Regions from separate parts of the Mus musculus genome. Here region 1 is linked to region 2. A link is a loop called in an ENCODE intact Hi-C map of the cell type or tissue named here. Cell type or tissue: heart. All regions are shown on one strand.

Evidence for each region. Hi-C counts contacts between places; a loop is a spot of excess contacts. Peaks named below come from ENCODE experiments on the same cell type or tissue, not always from the same donor. Only the 100,000 strongest peaks of a DNase experiment are listed, where the experiment ranks them.
Region 1: it touches region 2 in a loop (2.0-fold over the local background); 6 of 42 quality-filtered maps call a loop at or near these places.

Annotation. Positions count from the first base shown.
Region 1 is chr4:21,844,474-21,852,473 of GRCm38, reverse strand. Pnisr (PNN interacting serine/arginine-rich) reads right to left here and starts at 4,426. Exons shown (of 11, transcript NM_001369189.1): 1 at 4,335-4,426. 4930528A17Rik (RIKEN cDNA 4930528A17 gene) reads left to right here and starts at 4,026. Exons shown (of 1, transcript NR_028384.1): 1 at 4,026-6,147. In heart, a CTCF peak has its summit at 4,917 (motif pointing left); DNase peaks (open chromatin) are centred at 4,003, 4,483 and 4,823; H3K4me3 peaks cover 2,576 bases; H3K27ac peaks cover 1,408 bases.
Region 2 is chr4:21,928,216-21,936,215 of GRCm38, reverse strand. It overlaps Faxc (failed axon connections homolog), which reads right to left and starts at 4,890. Exons shown (of 6, transcript NM_175234.4): 1 at 4,387-4,890. The coding sequence starts at 4,652. In heart, no CTCF peak of the experiment used is centred here; DNase peaks (open chromatin) are centred at 4,595 and 4,935; H3K4me3 peaks cover 2,005 bases; H3K27ac peaks cover 1,281 bases.

The DNA.
Region 1 (8,000 bases), 84 kb after region 2:
TGGTCATGAAAACTAAACTTTGATTCTTGTTAAGTGTATAAAAAGGAAACAGATAAGCAAAAGGAACATAATTAACTAATCAAGTATGTAAAATATAGTTTTATATGTTTTGGGCCAGCACAATACTTATAAAGGGTTTTACCAATTACTTAACAAAAGAGCAAACTAATTTGATGACAAAAATTTAGAAGCCCTATTCTCTTTTTCTTCACGTTCACCATAAGATCTTTATACAAAAGAACTTACCATATTCAAAACTTCTAAAGCAGACTACTCTGACTCCTGATATACAAGAATCAAAGCACAGGTTACAGTGCTGGGGGTGGGGACGGGAACCAGCACTAAGGCAAATCTCTGAGTTCAAGGTCAGCTGGGCCATATGTCCATAGCAACCTGTATCCTCCTTCTGAGATGCTATCCCACAACCAAACCAAAAAAACATGCATATTACGCCCTTCAGTATCCGTGGATGATTGATGTAATATCCATAGGGAACCAAAACTTTAGGATGCTCAGCTCCCTCACATAAAATAGCATTTTTGTTACATAAAACAAAAATCTGAGTATGCTTACTAGATCCACTTTACCAAGTACTTCTAATCTGCAATTGGCTGTACCTATAAATATATAACCCACTGACAGACAGGTTTGTATTTTTGTTTTTGTTTTTAAAGATAGGTTGATTTCTCTGTATAGCCCTGGCTGTCTTGGAACTCACTCTGCAGACCAAGCTGGTCTCAAACTTGGAGACCTGAGTGCCTCTGCCTCCTGAGTGATGGATTAAAGGCATGCACCACCACAGCCCTGCCAGAACCTATTTTAAATTAAAAGTACCTGCTCCTACTTGTAAAGTATTTTGAAGCTTGTTGTTGAGTTTGGTCCTGTATTTGGACTTTTAGTTTGGAAAACATGACTATGTTCAATATGAACAGTTCCACAGACACAATTTTTAATTCAACTTTTTTTTGTTTCTTGAGATAAGCAAAGGCACTACTGCTGAACTATATCAACAGACCCACTAAGTTTTAATAATGGATTTAAACCATGAAAACTTATGGTCGTATATTGGGTGAGTAATAATTTGGAAAACGTTAACTGTTGAAGGCAGACACTGTCTGAAAATCTCCATAAATTAAAAGTTAATATGCAATAGTTCTTGTAGAATAAATGTTTGAATGCTCAAAGATTTCCTTATGAACAGAGGAAACCTTACTGAGTGCTCGCTCTATCATTGTATTGTGTTTATATTAAATGGTTAGGTATTTTACTCATTTATCACTCATATATGTTACCCACTAAATATGCAACTTTAGCCACAAAAAGTATATCTTAATATTACTATTTATTTAATGCCATGGTTTGATTTCTAGGACCTAGGGATACACGTAAGTAGTAGAGAACTTGGCTTACATATGCAAAGCCTATGTATGATCCCCAGCACCCTCATGTCCCCCCAACACAAGGAGAAAAAAAATCCTGAGAGCCATAAAATAGCTCAGTAGGTAAAGGCACTTGCCACCCATCCTGGTAACCTGAATGCATTTTATCCCTGTAACACACATGCATGGTCAAAGACGAGGACCAATTCGTGAAAGTAGTCCTCTGACCTCCACAAACATGTCAAGGCACGTGTGTTCTCACACAGAGACATACGTACACAAAATAGATAAATGTGGCTTTAAAAAAAAAAAGATTGAATCAGCTTAGTCTCCTTTTAAGACTTATTTTCAGAGATCATCAACTTTTCAGGTTTGGAGAAGTCTAATTTTGATGATTCATGCAACAGACTGTTGACAAAATTTTCTTTCACAGGGTAAAGTTAAATGTGATTTTCTTGAAAAACAACTTGAATTTGGGAAGACTAGAAAAGCCAATAACCAAAGACTGCACTTGATTATCAACAGTATCATACTGCTGGAAAAAACTAAAACCAGAGTTATGGACTAACTGGTAATCTTCCCAAAGACAGGCTGAAGTCCTAAATCCATGTTACCTGTACTTATTTGGAAACCAGTGTCTGTGTGGATACAGTACTCAATTTAGGATGAGGACAATTTCAGATGAGGACAGACATAAGTATCTGAGACTGTCCTGTGCCTACAATGCCAGAGATTGGACAACTCTACAAGCTAAAGAACAGAAAGATAGGTGCCATCAAAACCCAGAAGGAAGGAAGGTACCTGTCAAACTTTGCTTTCATACTTTTTGCCGTTAGAACCATAAAAGAGGACATTTCAGTTGTTTTAAGCCACCTAGTTTGTAGTAATCTGTTACAGTAAACCCAGATACTAACACTAGGATTATTATCATTCAGTCTTTTCTATAAATTATTCTGTATTAGAACTGCAAATGACAACAAACAGACCTGGAGCCAAAGGATGGCTCACTGCTTAAAGACGTGCTGGCTGTTCTTACAGAGCACCCAAGCTCAACCCCAGCATCACATCAAACAACTTAGACTTTCTGACATTCCAGATCCAGGGGACCAAATATCCTCACACTCATGTGCACATTTACACACTCAACACAGGCATGAGCAAGCATGCGTGCATACACATGTTTACACACACACACACACAGAGAAATAAAAATAAATCTTAAATGGAAAAAAGGAAAACGCTTCAATTGACTTCAAAATGACTTCTTCAAATAATGACCGCAAATATTTACAAAACTCATTTACAGATTGTGACAAAAAGATGAGAATTGAAATATGTTTTAAATCTCTTTGTACCTAGCAGTTCTGTATTCTTAACACTAAAGGGATTCAGAAGTGAAAGCAGTTAAGATCTTGAGTTGGTGGCTAGCCTGGGCTCCTTCCCCCAAACTGAAATAAAGTTCTATAGTAGCCCGAGTCGGTAATCTCAATTGTAAGAAGCTAAAGCAGGAAAGGCGCTGAGCGGTCTAGGCCAGTCTTTGCAACAGAGTAACAAAGAAACAAAACACCGACCAATCAAATAGAAGCTGGTGGGAAACAGCAGACACCTGAAAGATTTAGCAATGGTCAAAAGTGGAAGAATCCGGACAACAAAAGCTAGGACTGACACATAGACATAAAGTAGTAATTTTTCATTGAACAGAGACGGTGGCCAGAAGGCTCAGCAGCTACAGCACCGGCTGCTCTTGCAGAGGACCTGCCTCCAGTTGCCAGCACCTCATGGCAACTCACAACCATCTGTAACTTCAGTTCCAGGGGATCTCCACAGAAAAATACTATCTTTTTTTAAAAATGATTTTTTTCTTTAACTAAGGAAATAGGAGCATGCCCTCAATTAATAATGTAACAACATTGTTCCATTAATAGTAAAAAAAAACAAAAAAACGTGTCATGGAAGTATATGTTACTGAGAAAATAAAACACGTGGTTATACACTAGCTGTTTAATTTTTCTATAATTAAATTAAGTTCTAGGGCTTGATGTGGTAGTGAATACATTTAATTCCAGCATTCATGAGCGAAGGCAGGAGTTCCAGGCCAGCCAGGATCATATAATGAGGCTCAAAAAAGTCCTTAAATATAAAGCTTACTTATGTTTTAAATTGTGTGTCTTAAGAATATCCGAGAACTCATTACGTCTCCCCTGATGCTTTAGAAAACCACCCCACAAATAAAGTCTTTACTGTTCTGGTTTGGTTTTAGCTGGATGTACTCAAAAAAAAAAAAAAATCCAAGATTGTTTTTGTTTTATCTAGGGTTAGGAAGAGAAAAGGTAAATGAAGTATTAAAGACTGCTAATTTAATCAAGCACAGTCAAAATTTGCTCAGTGCCCAGTTTTGTTAAGATGACACTATTATCCACAAAACTACGAAACAACTGAAATATAGGATACTACTTGTTTCCTCAGTGATGCTTAACACATAATACCCATCACTGGGTAAAAACACCAAAACTAAGCAACTAAATGATACTTGTCTAGGACGCAGCAGAAAGCGGTTGCGCCTGCGTAGTGCGAGTCGCAGAGTCGAAGTTCCAGATCCCGGCCCCCGCCGCCTCCGCCCCTCCACACTCCCTGCCCCTCAAGGGTTCCCACTGCGCACGCGCACTGCTTAACGGCCGCTCAGGCGCCCAACAATTAGTCCCTTGCCTTCTCAAAGGAAACTCTTAGTTCGAAGAATGGGTCGTGAGCCCTCTCCTTAGCCAAAGGCGGTTCCCTTCGGGCGACAGCGGCTCTCTCGCTCACTCTCTCGGGCGGACGCCGGAGCTTCTCCGGAATGAGGTTCTGGCGGTGGCGCCAAGCAGCGTACGCAGCCTGAGTCCCGCTCCGTTCGCCACACTGACCCAGAGGACTTTAGTCCTCCGGCAGGTCCCCCGGGGTAAACTGCTCGTCGCTTACCCGCTCCGGTTCCGGAATACCGCTGTCGCCACCGTTCCTGTAATTCTCTCCAACCTTTCGATGCTTCTACTTCTTCATGAACAAGACAAGATGGCGCCCGGTGGTTCTCACCCGGAAGTGAATGATAATAACATCCGCTTTTCGGCTGAAGTCACACTGATTCTCAGCCAGGCTTACGACCATGTGATCTTACCGACGGGACGAGTCCGCGCCATTTTTGTTGAGGGCAAACCCAACCCACCTCGAGTTGGACCCTCTTGTGTGTGAAGCCCGTGTCATACCCGACACATTTTCATTTGTACAGCCAGCACAAAGCCGAGCCTAACGTTCCGGTACAATGGACGGAATTTAGTAAACTTTAGGCAGGAGACCCTCGAAGAGCAAATGCGTTCTAAGAATCAGTTCCGCTTTGGGAAGGATGCTGAATCGCTTTGCCTCTTTCAGACTACGGAGAGGACCGCAAGTCAAACCCTGCCAACTTGGAACTCACTGTGCCAGGCCTGAGTCGCAGAGCCTGAGTTCTGGAAGCAGGGTGTTTGCTAGGTCTCCTTGTTCACCTCCTAGCATCGCGCCCCCTGGTGGGAACATTTACTCAGTTCAACTTCGCTCAGCTACTCTTTAAGGAAAAGTAACTGAGAAGCAGAGTTTCCACTGGTCCTTCCTTACCTAAACTCCAAGATGGCCTCCCGAAAGGAGGTAAAAGGTGTTTAGCGTGAACAATGTTCATATATCTAAAATGTCAACTTTCCAGACTAGGAGTTTAATTACAAAAGGAAACAAAAATTCTAAGAAACACAGCATTCTTAACCTAAATATTGGAAAATGACTTTCTTGAAATGTCAGTGTAACTAAAAAGAGTTATGAAGGAGAATTCCAGGAAAAAGTCTGTGTCTGCAAAGATTGATTGGAGCTTCAGTGATGTGGAGAGGTTGGAATTTTACAAGTCCAGAGGCTAATTACCCAATCTGGCCCTAGCTTTACCCACGAATTGCCAGTCTTTGCCAACCTCCCCATATTAGAGCTAAATCCTGTGACTAATAGATTAAAAACCTTTTAGAACTTTTAAAAAAATGATTTATTTATTTTTATTTTATGTGTATTGGTGTTTTGCCTGCGTGCATGTCTGTGTGAGGGTGTCAAATCACTTGTTGCTGGACTACAGATAGTTGTAAGCTGCCATGTGGGTACTAGGAATTGAACTCTGGTACCAGCGCTATTAACCACTGCCCCAGCCTTTGGAACTTTTTAACTTAGCTGACTCCCAGTTTCCACCAACCCAAGAGCTAAGAATGTTATCAGATAGCATCTGCAGCGATGTAAAAAGTGTCCCCATCTTGCTGTAGCTTCTGTGATGTACACACCAATGTATCTTAAGCCTGCCTTGGTTTATGACTGTCTGTTCTTTAAAAACTATAAAATGTCATGAAACCACTTCCGTGTTATAAAAGAAATTTGGCATAACTGTGTTCCTTGTGCCATGGACATTCAAATGTGGCTCCACAATAAACTCTCTTATTCCCTTTAATGTGAGAACTCTGTTTTTAGCACCCACACCATGCACTAAAAATCTAAGTCTTTGAGTTGGGAACTGCACAAGAAATATCAAATTACTCTAGAAACAAGACTGTAGTAAACTGAATAAAGAAAATATAGGTAGATGTGAAAATAGGAATGCCCTTTACAAGAAATTCTGTAATTCTCAAATGAAGTATTTGAAAACCATGTAGTCTGTGTGATTAGAATAAAACCCTACTAAGTAAACACCTGCTAGCCTCAAGTTTGCCTTCAACATGTAATTTGGGGAGTGGGGTGGAGAAAACTGCCAATTATCTGGCAATACTATGATGTGAGTTCATGAGGTTAGTACAACTAACTCAGAAGGAGACCTGTACTTGACTATTTCCATTTAGCATCTATAAGAACTCAAGGAGATCTACTAGCAGCCACCAACCCCGTTGCTGGGATTGAAATCAAATGTCACCATACTTCACCTCACTGAGAAACATTCTAGCCAGGAAAATGGACGATCTTTGGTGAAATCTGCTTGGATTAGCAAGGCTATGGAAAATTCCTGCTCCCTATAACCATCTGTAATATATCCCAAGTAAAACTGAAACGAATACTTGGGTGACAACTTTTGCCCTCCAAGGACCTAACATATTAGTGCACAGAAAATTTTACATTGTCAAGTGATTAAATATTTTGACTAGGGACACTAGTGTAAACTAGCCATTTTGGATATCCAAATGGGAGGGCCTATTAAATGCCTTGTAGGGATTGCAGGCACACATCACCACTCCCATGTGTGGATGTCAAGTTCTATTTTATCAGAATATATGCTGTTATGTTAAAGCTCTGAACAGCTATCATATATGAGGTCTGTAATTTGGCTATTGTGTACTGTAATTATCAAGTGCCAGCATCTTGTCTGTATTACCTGGCAATCTACTATTAATGATTACCAGAGAACTTTAACTTCAGGTTTGTTTGTTCCTATTTATAGGGCTGGGAAGATATCATCATTTGTAATGCAAGAAGACTTACTTGTGTTTGATTCCCAGAACCCACACCTAAGAAAACAAAACAAACAAAACAAAACAAAAAGCAGGAGCTGTGGAGTACATTGTGGTCCCAGCACTAGGAGTGATGAAGGTAGACAGATCTCTAACATCTATTGAGTTCAACGTCAATTAAGAGACCCTATCTCAAAAACAAAGGTAGAGGGGCACCTGAGGAATGCTCGTGAATGTCCCCTCCCCCCACATGTGCATATATGCTTATGAGACCTGGTCACCAGGCCACATGTATTCAGCTACTGCCAGTTCAGATAGTACATATGAAGGCTCCCCAATGACCACAAAGTAAGCTGCTGAGTCATTTGTGAATATATCAGAAAGCTAGCCTATCTTGAACAAAAAGCAGCCACTTAAAAATTGTATGCACTAGGGGCTGGAGAGATGGCTTATCGGTTGACTGCTCTTCTGAAGATCCTGTGTTCAAATCCCAGCAACCACATGATGGCTCAGAACCATCAGTAACGAGATCTGATGCCCTCTTCTGGTGCATCTGAAGACAGCTACAGATAATAATAAATATCTAAAAAAGAAAATCACAAATCTAAAAAATATGCAATAGATTAGAAGGTGGTTGACAGAAATAGCTACTAACATTAATGTGTAGAAATTTAGATTATGGTATAGTAAAACATCAGATTTAACTGAGATTCACTATAACCTTCGAGGCAATAATATATATAATGAATTTCTATTTAATGGAAAAGTTTGAAAAGCAAGATACTAGATACTAGATGCTACTGAATGCATTTGACAAGGTAATCTAAAGAAGAAAGTGATGTGTACAGCAACCATGACCAAGGCAGATTTTATAAAAGAAATCATTTAATTGCTTAAAGTTTCAGAGGTTCCGTCCATTATCATCATGATGGTGGCGTGCAGGCAGACACTGGACCAGTGGCTGGGAACTACATCATGATCCATAGGCAGGGAGAGTGACTCTGGGCGTGGCATGGGCCTTTGATACCATGAAGCACATCCCCAGTGACACACTTCCTCCAATAAAGCCACACCTCCCAATTCTTTTAATCCTTTCAAATAGTCCTGGTGCCTAATCATTCAAATATATGAGCCTGTGGGATATTATTATTCA
Region 2 (8,000 bases):
GACTATTTCAGGCCTTTAATCCTGGCTCTCAGGAGGCTGATACAGAAGGATCACAAGTTCATGGTCTACCTGGGCTACAGAGGATCCTGGGTACAGAGATAGTCACATTGGCAGTGGTCTGTAGAACCTGGAGAATGCCTACATTAGACAATACCCTTCTCTATAAAATGTGGAGCTAACAGAATGGGCAGGCTGCACCATGACCCACATCTTCAGGAAATCTGATACTGAAAATCCTGGTTCCTTTTCTATACTGACAATCACAAGGATTAAATAAAATGGTATCTGTGAACATCAAGCATTAAAAGTGAGCAAAAATGTATTCTTACACAATAAGATATGGTCTTGTTCACTTCCAATTTCACCCAATCTGGCTTATACACCCCTCAGAGACCTATTACAATTTCCACTGTTTTGTGCACCTAACATTTCCCAGTCAGATGAACTCCATTCTCAAGCTTTGGACCCCTCTGAACTTCCCCTCTCCAAATCCAGGTTTAGTCCTACACCTAGCCAAGCAGAAATGGCTTGTCACCATCCACACATGGTGCACACTAGCCTCAGCATCTCCACTTCATAAAACAAGTTCTCTTGGGGTTTACCAACCAAGAGCCTACTCCATTTAAAGACCTCAGAATGACTCATTCTGAAATTACAAGCCAATAGAGTTAAAAGCATTTACTACAAAACAGAGGTTTTCCGTTTGATGAAATGTGTGGGAGGTCGGATATTAAAATCCAGGACCAATTTTGACTATATTAGTAAGCAATACAAATGCTACACTTCACAACTGACTTTGCCCAGTAAAATAATTCACATCACAGTGATGCTTTTATATAAATTAGAGAGGCAAAGGCTTAGGAGCTAAAGGGAGATAAATAGGAAATCCTCTGCCCTCTGAACAGAAGAGTCAAGTTCTGAAGGTTAAGTTAGGCCCTATCATAGTCATAAAGATGCTGATCATGAGCCAACATGTGCCAGTGACTTTATAGACACGGGCCATATTAACCTACTTACTTTTGCTAATAGCACTCTAAAGTGGGCATTGCTAGAGTTTAAATTTGGGACGCCATACCAATGCTCTGTCGTAGACAGGAAACTTCAAAGTCAGAAAGTAACTTGCCCAAGGAACTTCAATTTGAGACCAAGTGTGTCAGGCCAAGAATAGCAGCAGATTCCAACTATTCAGAAGGCAGAGGCAGGAAAATTGCAAGTTCAAGGCCAGCCTAGGCAATTCAGCTAGACCATGTCAAAAAATTGCCAAAAAATGAGTGGAGTGAGGATATAACTCCGTGGTAGGGTACTTGGCTTCCATGGGTAAAGCACTGGGATCAATCCCTAGTACAATCCATATATATATATATATATGTAAATATATGTATATATGTGTGCATATATGTATATATATGCGCACACATATACACACCTCAAAACTGACTTTGCTCAGTAAAATATATATATATATATATACACACACACACACACACGTGTGTGTGTGTGTGTGTGTGTGTGTGTGTGTGTGTGTGTGTGTATCAAAAGGCTGAATCAAATTGAACCCAATCCATGTGTTCCCAGAGGCCACTTTCTACATGTCAGAACCCTCTCCCTAGTTAAGGTCACAGGGTCAGATGAGTCGCTTCCTGTGCAGCTTATCACAAAACAACCTTAGAAGGAGATCTGAATAAGAGAACACCTGCAGAGGCCAGCTGGCTAACAGAAAAGGAGCCTGAGCAGCTCCTGGCCCTGCCTGAGAATATCAGAGATGATCCTGTCTCTGTAACAGGCAATGAGTCAGTCTTAGGGATCAGATGGGGACCCTTTAGCTGGAGAACACAAAGTGCAAATGAGCTCCAGGTAATGAGATCATTACTTAATCATTCGCTTGACGAGCAAACTTCCAGACGCTTGAGTAAATTTTATATAGATGCCACTCTACTCTGGGGAAACAAAGGATTAAGACAACAATTATTTTAAAATAGAACAGTGGAAAAATACAAATAACCAAAGTAATATCACAAATAACTAACCACGCTTCACCAAAAACAACACATGCATTGGTTGTACTCACTAGTTAGACTTAATTAACCTTATAACTTTATTTCCTCATGAGACAAAGCCATAGATTAACGCTAATCTGGGCAACAGAAAGTCCAGGCATGGTAGGGGAAGGTTGACATTGACAATGAACTTAGACAGCGGGGCCACTTTATATTTCCCTCCCACACATGTGATTTTGATTTTGCCTAACTGTACAGAAGTTTAGATTTCTCAGCAAGTGAAAGTTTTCCTCTCTTGTACCCGTACCCATCTTCTGACGCCCATCTTCACTGCTCCTGTCTGCGCCATAGCTCTCTGAAAGCTGGCAGAAAGTTGCATCCTGACCACAGGCCTCCCTTGCCAAGAAATGCCCCCTTTCTCAGTTCTCTTCCTTTCTCCCCCCAACAAAACACCTCAAAATAAGCAGGCTCTCCCAAGCAGCCGGGCTCCACACTGGAACCTCCGTCTTTCTCCTGTCACTGTGTAATCTTCATCAAGGTAAGCTAACCTTCTCCTACTCCTTAGTGGTAGCTGTTACAGACACATGCAATCACAGACACACAGGGAGTACTACTAACTTCCCAAAATTTCAGCTGCCTTCTTTCAGTTTGTATTATAATAGGGGTTTATCAATTCATTTGTCAAGAAACAAAAGTAAACAAACCATAGGTCTTAAAACCCCTTGATCCAAGTAAAGATTCAGAGCTGGGGCTTGTGATCACCACAATGGAGAAGGAGCTAGCCTGGGCAGAGGGCTGAAGAGTGTATAGGGTCCAGAGCTTCAAGGGCGTGGTCTATTCCAAGTGAGCTCCCAAGGCCCTGTTATTTCTGCAAGGTCATCAAAGCCACATTTTGGATTCAGCCATGTGAAGCTTCCACTCTCCACAAACTGGAGAAAGGCTGAGATGCTGAATGGTACAGGGGCAGTCTTCACAGGCTATGGAGTGAAATACAACTGAGAAACAACAGGCTACTGTGTAAAATGCTGCACAGGTGTGGGGTTCTTCATATGGACTGAAACCTGACGTGAAACAGAGTTCTCAGACTGGCACCAATGGGGCGTAATCTTCATGCTATCTCACTTTAAAACTTTTGTGTTTGGCTCAACTAAATTCAAGACGCTGTGCTCAATGAGATATACTGAAGTTAAAATCAACTTCTCAGTCTTCCACTGTGGCTAAATGATATGAAAGCCAACACATTTTTCTCAGACCCAAATGCTTTCTTATCCTTTCAGAGCCAACAAATAGTGAGTTCAGTAGGGCGATCATGGTGTCCTCCTGCACTTCCTGAAGTCCATTAGAGGTCACCAGCCACTTTACAGCCTCTAGAACCATGCTCCTCCTTCACCCTACCCCTGGAAAATATGGTAGGAACACATCCCAGCTCCTTCGAAAATACTGGTCAGAAGAGAAATTCTGAGCTACGGAAAATTGCTCTGCCTCCAATAATCTCCAGAGACTGGGGTCCCAAATGCATGGAAATTTTAACCCAAAATTGACATGCCCATTAGCCAAAGGCTGTCTCAGTACCCAGTGGCATCTACCACTAAAGATCTATCTATGGGACTAGCAGTCCCAACAGCAGGGGCATCCATTTATTGTAATTTTCAAGTCAGCCCTGTACACATTCTGCGGCAGGCAGCCATGAAACTGTTTACAGCCCAGGGAGACTCCCTGTTATGCCAAGTGCTCCATGTGCTAGCGCTGCCCTCAGATCTCCTACCGCTCGCAGAATGATTGTATTTAAGCTTGAAGGTGCTTACAGTTCCACACCAGATAAGCAGGTAAGCAGGTTAAGGCTGCATCAAAACTGAACAGGGTTACACCAAGCTTCTGCAACTGCAGCCTCCTAATAATGTTGACATTTATAAAGAAGAGTAAGAGAGAACTAACCTTTTAGGTAAAGATGAGGTTAATAGTTAATGTTCCAGCATCATTACCCATAAACCAATTAGGCGTTTATAAAAGTGTACCTTAGTATTTCTACAGAGCTTTATTCTATTGTTACGAATGCACTGATTGCAGTTAGACTCTTCCTATGGGCTTTAGCAGATTGTTTATATCCATAACACTGGTGACTCACAGCACTTTGCTTTTAGCATCGAAATGATGGAAGGAAAACGCTTTCTTTCCCTTCCCAATTTAACCCTCCCATCAACTCTAAATGGCTCCTTACAAGTGGCCAGGTGACCGTGAAACGCCTTAGGGGGTTAGAGGATGAGAGAGGACGCTTGGACCTTTGGGCGGCGGGACCTAGGGGCTGGTTCCGGAACCCCCTTTGAGCCAGCCCTACCCGGGCTAGCTGCCCTGGTCAGTGCCCGCTTCGGGGGCCCTCTCTCCGGCTCACCTAATGACCAGGAGTTCGTGGAGCAGATACGCAGCCGCGGCCAGCAAAGCTCCCCCGGTCAAATAAAGGGTTTTCTTCCACCAGGGATCCGAGCCCAGCCCTGCCATGATCCCACCGTAATCCTGCAAAGGGAAAGCGATGATGTCCCCATAAAAGGAGAAGGGCTCCTCGGACCCGGCCCACCAGCCGAAGAAGGAGATGCTCTGGTTCCAGCTCAGGTCCACCACGCACGGCCTGGACGAGGCAAAGCCAACCCCCCAGTGCATGCTGCGCGGCTGGCTCCGGGCGCCCCTCCCAGGGCCCGCGCCGCCCGCATGGGAAGAGGCCGGCGCCCGGGCGAGCGGGCGGGTTCAGCGGTGCGCAGGGGGCGCGGGCGGAGGCGACGGCGGAAGGACGCGGACGGCGAGCGGAGATCTGGGATGGCTGGGCCCCCGGGCCCGGCGAGGCAGCGGCGGCCGCCGGCCTCCCTGGCCGAGGCCTCTCGCAGGCGCTCTTTGTGTCAGCGCGTGGAAAGGGCCACGTGATGTCATTGCTCCCCTGGGCCCGGCAACAGAGGCGGGATAATGTCACCTACCCCGCGCCCTGCCCCCGCCCCGCATCCCCGCGGTGCGCTGCCTCTGCTCGGCCGCAGCTGCGGGGCTGGACGCCCGGGCTCGGGGAGGCGGGCGGCGCGGGAGGCTGCGATGGCTGCGGCTGAGCCGAGCCCAGAGCCGCCGCCCTCGGTTCCACCCGCTCCCGCCCGCAGGCGCCTTGCGGAGCGCAGGGAACTCACCTGCCCTGAGCCACAGACCGGAAACCTTGGGCCAGGGCAGATTAAGGTCGGGAGCGTCTGTCTGCTCTCATTGCTTTAAAGAGCTCAGGTAAGCACAGTCACCTAGGTCCCAGGCAAGGTGCTGATGAAGTGATTGAGGTCCGCCTTGACAAATAACAGCAGAAAGTACTCTAGGTGAGAAATCTTCCCACCTTGGAAATCGTTACCAAGGATATCGCTGATACAGGATGGTCCCTTTGGGTGCTGAAAATTTGTAAAATAAGCAACTGTGTATTAAATGGTTTTCCCACTCTGGGTAACCCTGAAGAGATCGATTAGAGATTGGATTTAGGGCCTTATACATGGCAGGCACGCTCTCTACCAACATGGAATGTTCTAGATCCTTTAAATCCTTAAATGTAGACCATGTGTTCTAGCCAGAGCATGGGCAGTTTCAGTTTAGAGGAAATAAAAATATTGAAGACATATGATTTGTCACAATTTAAAATTCAAGTATGACTATAAGAATACATCTGTCCCCCAATACAGTAGAGACTGGGGTGCTGATGAAAGGGGCTCCCATTTCCTGGATTTCACCCCCTTAGAATAAACAGGTTGTACAGTCATGCTAGAAATAAAACAAAAGATTGTTTACCACCATAGCTAGAGAAGGAGGCCCTACCCAAGTTGTCACGAATTTTAGGGTCATCCCAAAGGGAGTTAAAGACCTCTCAGGATGTGTAGTCTGACATGAACTTCCATGAGAAGGAGACAGCAATCAGCCCAATGCAGTGACAGAGGAGGCCAACAGAAGGCCAGCCTGGGCCAGATACCAAGGAGCTACAGGGTGTCATCCCCCACACACTAACACAATACACACATCCTGCAAGGCACTGCAGCACTAGGTGGGACTAGGGGCATCCTCTCCCACTGAGACAAGATGAGGTGGTCCATTTAGGGGTGCGGGATCCACAGGCAGGCAACAGGCCCTGCACCAGTTGTTGGGGGACTGGAAGACTGACTCTTTAAAGAACCGCTTCTTTTCTTTCGTTTTTTCAAGGCAGGGTTTCTCTGTGTAGCCCTGGTTGTCCTGGAACTCACTCTGTAGACCAGACTGGCCTCGAACTCAGAAATCCGCCTGCCTCTGCCTCCCAAGTGCTGGGATTAAAGGCATGTGCGACCACTGCCCTGCTAAAAAACAAAACAAAACAAAAAACAAAACAAAACAAACTGCTTCTAAATGCGGAATGGACACTCGGATCTCAGATTTGACTGGCAGTAGCTATGCAGTCCTGCCTCATCTCTAAAGGCAGAGCGGGTAGGAGCTAAACCTGAGCGATAAGACCCTCCACTAGGCACTGGAAGGGTGTGAAGATTCCAGATGGAGAGCCACCACCTTTACTCCTTCCCTACAATCACAACTGAGTTTGTCAGTTTTGGTAATTCCTCCCAGTCAAAAGAATGGAATATACCTCTGGCCCTGGGCAGAAAAGGCATTCTGATCTTTCTCTGGCGAACAGAACATGTCATACTTTTGTCTTTCCCCTTAAGAGTTAATTCATCTGGGCCTGTCAATCACTTGGCCAAGAGACCACGCCCTCAGTAAGGCTGATGCTAATGCTGATCATGCTGTCCTCCAGCGCCTCCTGACTATTTTTATGTCCTTTTGTGAAAAAGAACCCAAATAGGGAGTTTTAATTTCCCCTATATTAAAATCACTATTAGTGGTGAACTAATAATTTTTTGAGCATTTTTTTCCAAAATTAAGTCAAAGTGTTGAAAGGGGAGGGAACTAATTAACTGAACACTTACCTACACAGTATTTCACAACATAATTTTTCAGTAATTTTTATTTATGTATGTATTTATTATATCTAAGTACACTGTAGCTCTCTGCAGACGCTTCATCAGGAGAGGGCAGCAGATCTCATTATAGATGGCTGTGAGCCACCATGTGGTTGCTAGGATTTGAATTCAGGACTTTCGGAAGAGAAGTCAGTGCTCTTAACCGCTGAGCCATCTCTCCAGCCCATTTTTTCTTTTCCTTTGCTTCTTTTTCTTTTATGTAGATATTTTCTTTATTTACATTTCAAATGTTCTTGGTTTCCCCTCCAAAAACCTATCTCTCCCCTCTGCCTGCTCACCAACCCCTCCCCCCCCCACACACACACACACTCCTGCTTCCTGGCCCTGGCATTCCCCTACACTGGGACATAGAACCTTCACAGGACCAAGGGCCTCTCCTCTCATTGATGACTGACAAAGCCAACCTCTGCTACATAAGCAGCTGGAGCCATGGGTCCCTCCATGTTTACTCTTTGATTGGTGGTTTAGTCCCTGGGAGCTCTGGGGGTACTGGTTAGTTCATATTGTTGTTCCTCCTATGGGGCTGCAAACCCCTTCAGCTCCTTGGGTCCTTTCTCTAGCTCCTCCATTGGGGACCCTGTGCTTAGTCCAATGATTGGCTGAGAGCATCCACCTCTGTATTTGTCAGGCACTGGCAGAGCCTCTCAGGAGACAACTATATCAGGCTCCTGTCAGCAAGCACTTGCTGGCATCCACAATAGTGTCTGGGTTTGGTGACTGTATATGGGATGGATACTGTCTTAGTCAGGGTTTCTATTCCTGCACAAACATCATGACCAAGAAGCAAGTTGGGGAGGAAAGGATTTATTCAGCTTACACTTCCATACTGTTGTTCATCACCAAGGAAGTCAGGACTGGAACTCAAGTAGGTCATGAAGCAGGAGCTGATGCAGAGGCCATGGAGGGATGTTACTTACTGGCTTGCTTTCCCTGGCTTGCTCAGCTTCCCCTTATAAGCTCAGTTTTCTTATAGAACCTAGGATTGCCAGCCCAGGTA